Regions from separate parts of the Homo sapiens genome. Here region 1 is linked to region 2. A link is a contact called in ENCODE Hi-C or POLR2A ChIA-PET data. All regions are on one chromosome and are shown on one strand. The core of a region is the stretch at or near the end of the contact, and the rest is flanking DNA. Distances in the headings are between cores, read along the strand shown. Region 1 overlaps HOMER1 (homer scaffold protein 1). Region 2 overlaps JMY (junction mediating and regulatory protein, p53 cofactor).

Region 1 (4,343 bases), core at 645-3,144, 160 kb after region 2:
CCACCTCCTCTGGTCCTTGTTTTTTTCTTAATGTATGCCTTGATAATCTCCCAGGTTTTACCTTCCATCTCAGACTCCTTCTCTGCCTAACATCCACCACCTTTGCAACATAGCCTGGCATGTCTGGATCAACATACAATATAGTTGGCTATAGGTAAACAGATTGAGATATATGTTGACTGATGAAGTTTTACAGGAAGTTCCTATAGTGAACTAGAAATCACTTGGTCATATTCTAGGAAACACAGTGTTTAGAAGTGAAATAGAATTTAAGTACTAATACTTTTAATAAACATTGGAAGAAAATCCCAGAAATAAAAGTAGAATAGTTTCTTGGTTTTTGGTTTTTTGAGACATGGTCTCACTCTGTCACTCAAGCAGGAGTGCAGTGGTGCAATCATGGCTCACTGCAGGCTCAACCTCCTGGGCTCAAGTGATCCTCCCACCTCAGTCTCCCAAGCAGCTGGGAATATAGACAAGTGCCACCACGCCTGGCTATTTTTTGTATTTTTTTTTTTTGTAGAGACAGGGTTTCTCTATGTTGCCTAGGGTGGTCTCAAACTCCTGGGCCCAGGCAATCCACCTGCCTCAGCCTCCCAAAGGGTTGGCATTACTGTGCCTGGCCGAGAATAGTTTTTAAAGAAACAATGTATCACCAATGTTACTGATAGCACAAAAAAATGATATCGAGGTGAAAAACATGGACATAAATTGTAGTCATAAAGTGAATCAGAAGAGCTGGACCCTGCATATGATGAAGTTATAAGAACACCTTAAGCCATTTATTTTACATATATTACATGTGTACAAAAGAGGCTGATATTAAAATCTATGTCCACGTAAACCTAAAAGAGTTGTCATAGTCATAGTTTAATTGACGATATTTTTTCTTGGTGTATCGTAGATCAGATAAAATACAGAATTTTACTCAGCTCTGGTAAAGAAAGTGAAACACTATTGACTTTTCTGAGGAAAATTAATCTGAAACAAATTACTTCAAAATGTATAATGTATGCCTTTATCACTCTATAAATATTTCTGAGTTTCGAAGAATTTTATTAAACATCTGTATTAAGAATCAATTGCTGTAACAGCTGGTTAAAAGTTCAGGCTCGAATCTGATGACTTGCTTCAAACTATGGCTGTAGTCATTTAATAGATATGGGCCTTGGGCAAGTTACCTAACCTCATCAGGTCTCAGTTTTCTCATCTATAAAATTAGGGTTATTAACAACTATCTTTATAGGGTGATTTTGAGGAGTAAATAGCCTATGTAAATGTACTCTTGAAGACAAAAAATGGGACACTCAGATGGTAGTACCTTCCATATATGCAGTCAATAAAGAATCCTCAAAGAATCTTCTGCAAGCTGCTAAAAAGCCGAAAAGATTTAACATTAAATATTTTAAAGTGGCTCCTTTTGATTACTGATGTAAAGAACAGAAATAATTTAAATCAAACCCAGTCAATGATTTATATTGTATGCACTCAATGATTTATATTGTCATTCTTAGTACAGATGTATTATTTATAGCAAGTTTAAACCTTTTATGTAACCTCAGAATAAATTTAGCAAGTTAATGAAGCAATGAGAAAATAAGTAAACAGAAATGATTCTAAGAAGTGGTATGGTTAATTTCTGATTGTGAGAGGGGAGAAGGGAATCTATGTTATGTGTACTCCATAAAAACACTCTGTACTTTAGTGCATAGTTTCCCATTTGATTTGAGAGAGCACAGCAAAAGTCTAGCTCTACTTCCATTTTTATTTGCTACAATGGAGAGTCCCATAAGAGGGCCCGAGAAATGTCCTGGTTCCTGTAACTGTGCTTCTAGCAGTAAGAGCAACATTTCTATGTGCTGATGGGCAGCTCCATTGGAGATGGCTCCACACTGTAACATCTGCTAACATCTGTGCACTGCTTGCCTGGCACAGTGCCTTCTGTAGTCTTTGCCACATGCCCTAATGTAGCTGTGGCTGAGGAATGGAAATACAAGGGTGAAGAGCCACAGGAGGTCCCAGTTTCACTTCCACTTTGTATCCTCGCTGCTGGTTTCTACCCATGATACTCTAAAGCCTCTTAAGAAATTCCCTTTGAAAATTTTAAGCAGCTTATCCTCTTTTAGGAAGGAGATGTGGATACTAACTTCTTGCTCAGGGATATTTGTGAAAGGTTCAAAGTGCCTTACAGGTGTTTTAAATACTTTAACGTAAATCATAGTTTCCCTACATCAGTGAATTTGGAAGGTTGAGAGCCAGATCTAAGGGAAGGGAATAAAAAGCTATTCAGTGGACCTACTGCTAGTTCCTAAGTGAGAAGAAAAACGAATTGACCCAAGGTGATGCTGTGAATTATGTATCTACTAGATTCACAAAAGTCAGTATTTTTGTTGATTTCCCTATTTCCCCTCCCCGCACCCCTACTTTTTTTTTTTTTTTGAGACGAAGTCTCGCTCTGTTGCCCAGGCTGGAGTGCAGTGGTGCAATCTCGGCTCACTGAAAGCTCCGCCTCCCGGGTTCACGCCATTCTCCTGCCTCAGCCTCCTGAGTAGCTGGGACTACAGGGGCCTGCCACCACGTCCGGCTAATGTTTTGTATTTTTAGTAGAGACGGGGTTTCACCGTGTTAGCCAGGATGGTCTCAATCTCCTGACCTCGTGATCCGCCCGCCTCGGCCTCCCAAAGTGCTGGGATTATAGGCGTGAGCCACCGCACCCGGCCGATTTCCCTTCTTAAAAAACTGACCATTGATTAAAAGCTTTCTTTGGAAATTTATTCAGGAAATGATGTTAGACTATTCCACAGTGGGATGTCTTCAGGAAATCAGTCTTACATACTAAATAAAAAATTATGTTTCTTTCAACTCTTATGAATATACATCTATCTCTTGCCAAGAATGAGATCAGTTAATTTCAATCCCATTCTCTTATCTACAGGGTAATAGCATTATAATCATTATAATCTATTAAAGATAGAAATGAATGTTTTTATCTGGCCTTCTATAATTTGATTTAACTTTGGAGACAAAAATGCCACTATTTCCTTGCAGAGTAGGTCACTTAAGGAAAATTCACCCTAAAAATTGTACAATACATAGTGTTGTTGGGAAATAATAATTTAAACGATAAAAATCTCTGTTGGTACTGGCAGAATTGAAATGATGCTTATTAACAGATTTTACCAAAGCTAAAATTGTGTGAAAAGATATGGATAATTTTACAGTAAAATCTGTTTCCAGATTTCCATCTTTTAGAAACCAGTAGTAACCAATAATTTCATTAGCCATGATTTGAATCAGAAAACTTTTGCATTCAGTTTAAATTTGTTTTTGAAGAGGAGGCCAGAATCAAAGGATATAACATCGAATTATTTAAATGTTTGTTAATAGCATGTTACTTGTGGCAGAATCATCCCTACCAACTTCATTTATTAAATGCACATATAAGCTATGTAAATAATATGCAAAGGTAAGGGCCCTGATGAAAAGTATTATGCAAATGAATTCTAAGCAAATGGAGATGATAGTAAGTGAATACAGCCCAGAATCAATAATAGCTTAGTCCACTACTGATTGCGCAGCTATTATCAAAAGAGGCTTTTTTTGGTTTTCCTTCTAAAGCCTTCCTGATCGGCCTCGATGGAAGCAAAAGTCTCCTAACTTTACTGGCCAATGTGATGAAGTCTGGCTGTATTCCAACTCCAGATTAGTTCAGCAAGAGTCACCACTTTAGCTACAGAAAAACAACACGACAGAAATCCCTTTCAGCGGACATTTGCTTTGCTGTTTTTCCAGTACAGTGACAGTCTTGAGCATATTACTCACAAAAACTCAGCTTCCCTTAATCTAACACCCTCTTTTGTAATCTGTGACTTTGAAAGAATTTTTCTTTGTATGACATTGTCATGTATGATATCTGGACCAGTGACTTGGGCTTCCTTTAACCTAAGTATGAATTAACTAACACAGGCTATTAAATTCAGATGCTGTAATGGATGGGTACTTTGTCTTCCATACCACAGCAATATTAAGACGCCCACCCGTAAGGTTTTTCAAACTGAACTACAATGTCTTTTTTCACATGTGCTATTCCTTTGCTCTGTTACCTTAGGGGTAATTTACAATTGGCTATATGCAGTTATATATAAGGGTGTTGAGAATGCCACACAGAGATCACTGAAAAATAGGTGACTACTTTTAAACTAGTTTAGAATATGCTGTAATCAAAAGGAAAAGTTGGGATCAAATTATTTAATAGCCTGGTAAAGTATGGATTAAACAGATTTAAGTTATTATTCCAAGGGCCTTAAATATCATTGCAAAATTTGCAAAACATATTTCAAAAT
Region 2 (3,907 bases), core at 307-2,806:
CTTTATCTTTGACTGTTGGAAGTTTGATTATTAAATGCCTTGTAGTCTTTAGTTAAGTCTTCTTGGTGTTCTATAATAACCTTCTTTTACTTGGATATTGGTATCTTTCTCTAGGTTTGGGAAGTTCTGTGTTATTATCCCTTTGAATAAACTTTCTACCCCATCTCTCTACCTCCTCATTAAGGCCAATAACTCTTAGATTTGCCCTTTCGAGGCTATTTTTTAAATCCTGCAGTCACACTTCATTGTTTTCTCTTTTTTTTTTCCTCTTGACTGTATTTTCAAATAGTCTGTCTTCAAGCTCACTATTTCTTTCTTCTGCTTGATCAGTTCTGTCATTAAAAGCCTCTGATGCATTCATTCTTCAATATGCCAATTGTGTTTTTTAGCTCTGGAATTTCTGCTTGGTTCTTTTATTTCAATCTCTTTATTAAGTTTGTCTGATAGAAATCTGAATTCCTCCTCTGTGTTATCTTGAAATTCTTTTAGTTTCCCCCCAAAAAAGCTACTTTGAATTCTCTGTCTGAAAGGTCACATATCTCTCTCTCCTTTTTTTTGAGACAGGGTCTTGTAGTGGTGCCATCTCGACTCACTGCAACTTCCACCTCCCAGGTTCAAGGGATTCTCCTGCCTCCGCCTCCTGAGTACCTGGGATTACAGGCACCCACCACCACGCCTGGCTAATTTTTGTATTTTTAGTAGAGATGGGGTTTCGCCATGTTGGCCAGGCTGGTCTGGAACTCCTGACCTCAATTGATCTGCTTGCCTCGGCCTCCCAAAGTTCTGGTATTACAGGAGTGTGCCACTGCACCTGGCCACATATCTCTGTTTCTATAGGATTGGTTCCTGGTGGCTTATTTATTAATAGTTCATTTAGTGATGTCATGTTTTCCTAGATCATCTTGGTACTTGTAGATGTTCATCTGTGTCTGAGCATTGAAGAGTTAGGTATTTACTGTGATCTGCACTGTCTGGGTTTGTTTGTACCTGTCCTTCTTGGGAAGGCTTTCCACATATTCTAAAGGACTTGGGTGTTGTGATGTAAGCTGTATCTGTTTTAGGGGACACCCCAAGCCCAATATTGCTGTGGTTGTTGCAGACTCATAAAGGTACCACCTTGATGGTCTTGGTCAAGATGTGAAAGAATTCACTGGATTACCAGGCAAAGACTCTTGTTCTCTTCCCTTACTTTATCCTTAACAACAGAGTTTCTCTCTCTGTTCTGAGCCATCTAGACCTGGGGGTGGAGGGACACAAGCACTCCTGTGGCCATCACCACTGGGACTGTGCTGAGTCAGACCTGAAGCCAGCACAGCACTGGGTCTCCCCCAAGGCCTGCTATAACCACTCCCTGGCTACCGCCTACGTTCATTCAAGGCCCTAGGGCTCTACAATCAGCAAGTGGCAAAGCCAGCCAGCCAGGCCTGTGCCCTTCCCTTCAGAGGGAAGAATTCCCCCAGGTCCCTGATGGGTCCTTTCTGGAAGCCAGGGACTAGAATCAGAAACCTTGGAAGTCTACCTGGTGTTCTATTGTATGGCAGCTGAGCTGGCACTCACACCACTAGGTGGAGTCCTTCCCACTTTTCCCTCCCCTTCCCAGTGGCAGAGGAACCTCATCCCAGAGGAACAAGCCCAGGGGGAGTACTGGCAGACTGCTGCTGATGTTCCCTTCAGGCCCAAGGGCTCTTAAGTCAGTTTGTGGTGAATGTTGCCTGGCCTGGGACTCACCTTTCAACCACCCTTCAGGGCAGTAGCTTCTCCTATAGTCCAGGGCAGGTTCAGAAATGCCATCCAAGAGTCAAGTCCTGGAATCAGGGACCCCATGAGCCCACTTGGTGTTCTACCCCACCGTGGCTGACCTGATAGCTAACCTGGTGCCAGGAATCAAGCAGAAGTAGTCTCGCCCCACCCCATAGCTACCACAGCTGAGAATGTGCAGAGTCTCGTAAAGGGTAATTTGCATCATCTTGCTCTGTCCTATTCCCCTTAGCTAACTTAAAAAATGTTTTTTAGGGATGGAGTCTGTGTTATCCAGGCTGGTCTCGAACTGTTGGCCTCAAGTGATTGTTCCTTTTTGGCCTCCAAAAGTGGTGGGATTACAGACCTGAACCACTGCACCTGTCCTTCTTTCTTTCTTTTCTGCACCTGTTCCCATTGTGCTGACCTTCCTGCCTTCCTCCCTCCCCCACCCTTCCTTTCATTTCTTTCTTGCTTGACAGGTTCTCCATCGCCTAGGGTTGCGATCATAGTTCACTGCAGTCTCAAGTCTTGAGCTCAATTCATCCTCCCACCTCAGCCTCCCTAGTAACTAGCCGATATTACAGGCATGAGCCACCAGGCCCAGCCATAGCCAAGCCTTTTAAATGCATTATTTGCTGAAGTCACTATACACAGTCCTATTTTTGCTCCATTATGTACACCATCACCACTGCCTTTTTTTTTTGGTTAAGTTCCACATTCCTTATTTTATTATTATTATTATTTTATTTGATTTTATTTTTTTTTTTGAGATGGAGTCTCACTCACTCTGTCACCCAGGCTGGAGTGCAGTGGTGCGATCTCGGCTCACTGCAATCTTTACCTCCCAGGTTCAAGTGATTCTCCTGCCTCAGCCTCCCAAGTAGCCGTGATTACAGGCGTGAGCTACCATGCCCGGCTAAGTTCCATACTTCTTTCTAGGTAGGGCCAGATCAGGTCCCTTCCCTATAGAAAGTCATTTCTGACCACTGTAAGAAATCAGAGGCTGGACATGGTGGCTCATGTCTATAATCCTAGTACTTTGGGAGGCTGAGGTGAGCGGATTGCTTGAGTCCAAGAGTTCAAGAGCAGCGTGGTGAACATGGTGAAACCCTGTCTCTACAAAAACTACAAAAATTTGCCAGGCATGGTGATGTAAGCCTGTGGTCTCAGCTGCTTGTGAGGCTGAGGTGGGAGGATCACCTGAAACCAGGAATGTCGAGGCTGCAGTAGGCCATGATTGCACCACTGCATGCTAGCGTGGGCAGCAGCGTGACCCTGTCTCAAACAAACAAGAAAAAATCAGAAATTGTGTTAGAAATTCAGAAATCAAAGAGGCTTTATGTTGACAGCTGATATCATCCATAACTGCCACCCTGGTTTTTCTCTTTACGGACCCCTCATGCCCCTTAAAGTGCATTGTAAGTCCCTAAGAGATGAAAACAGATTATCTTTTTTTTTTGGAGACGGAGTCTTACTCTTGTTGCCCAGGCTGGAGTGCAGTGGTGCAGTCTCGACTCACTGCAACTTCTGCCTCCTGTGTTCAAGCAATTCTCCTGCCTCAGCCTCCTGAGTAGCTGGGATTATAGGCATGCACCCCAACACCTGGCTAATTTTTGTGTTTTTAGTAGAGACAGGGTTTCACCATGTTGGCCAGGCTGGTCTTGAACTCCTAACCTCAAGTGGTCCGCCTGCCTCAGACTCCCAAAGTGCTGGGATTACAGTCATGAGCCACTGTGCCCGGCCTTTGATTTTTTATACATAACATGTATGTACAGAGTGTGTATGTACATTTTAATGAGAGGTATGTATTTTCCCAGGGGTAGAACACAGTCAAATTTACTGAAATTTACTACTTATCTACAAAGGAAAGAATCTGAAAATCATTTTAAATATCAGTTTCTACAATATTTATCTTTGAACTAAAAAGAAATAAAAATATCAGTTTGGAGCATTACTTTATAAATTCAGATATTAGGGCTTTTTTTGTTTTTGTTGTTTTTTTTTTTTTTTTGACAGGGTCTCCCTCTGGCTGGAGTACAGTGGTGTTACGGGATCCTTGGGGTGTCGCCTCACCAGCCAGAAACTTGTGTGGCCAGTGGTGCCTTTGCCTGAGTTTTCCTCTGGCCTGCTGGGCTCATTCTACCCACTCAGCCTGGCAGGCTGTGCT

The links. A loop is a pair of places that touch in the nucleus more often than their neighbours do. ChIA-PET counts read pairs that join two places held with the same protein, here RNA polymerase II (POLR2A). Pooled maps may share reads with other maps.
Region 1: a loop to region 2 is called in a pooled map, with 2.0 times the contacts of the local background. The contact joins two enhancer-like sites. A Hi-C loop is called at or near these places in 2 of 50 pooled maps. POLR2A ChIA-PET finds 5 or more read pairs at or near these places in 4 of 52 experiments (BJ, MCF 10A, OCI-LY7 and 1 more).

The regions. Positions count from the first base shown.
Region 1 is chr5:79,414,722-79,419,064 of GRCh38, forward strand. The region is part of intron 5 of HOMER1 (homer scaffold protein 1); the gene reads right to left. Among named protein-coding and RNA genes, the nearest start is that of HOMER1, 97 kb to the right of the region's middle. RefSeq lists an enhancer at 1,744-1,793. Within about 2 kb of position 1,895, at least 4 of the 41 ENCODE cell types and tissues checked have a DNase peak (open chromatin) inside an H3K27ac peak, as active enhancers do; they include OCI-LY7, where a contact is called at or near this core.
Region 2 is chr5:79,254,580-79,258,486 of GRCh38, forward strand. All of the region lies in intron 1 of JMY (junction mediating and regulatory protein, p53 cofactor), which reads left to right. Among named protein-coding and RNA genes, the nearest start is that of JMY, 20 kb to the left of the region's middle. RefSeq lists enhancers at 797-1,585, 3,529-3,907. Within about 2 kb of position 1,557, at least 2 of the 41 ENCODE cell types and tissues checked have a DNase peak (open chromatin) inside an H3K27ac peak, as active enhancers do; they include OCI-LY7, where a contact is called at or near this core.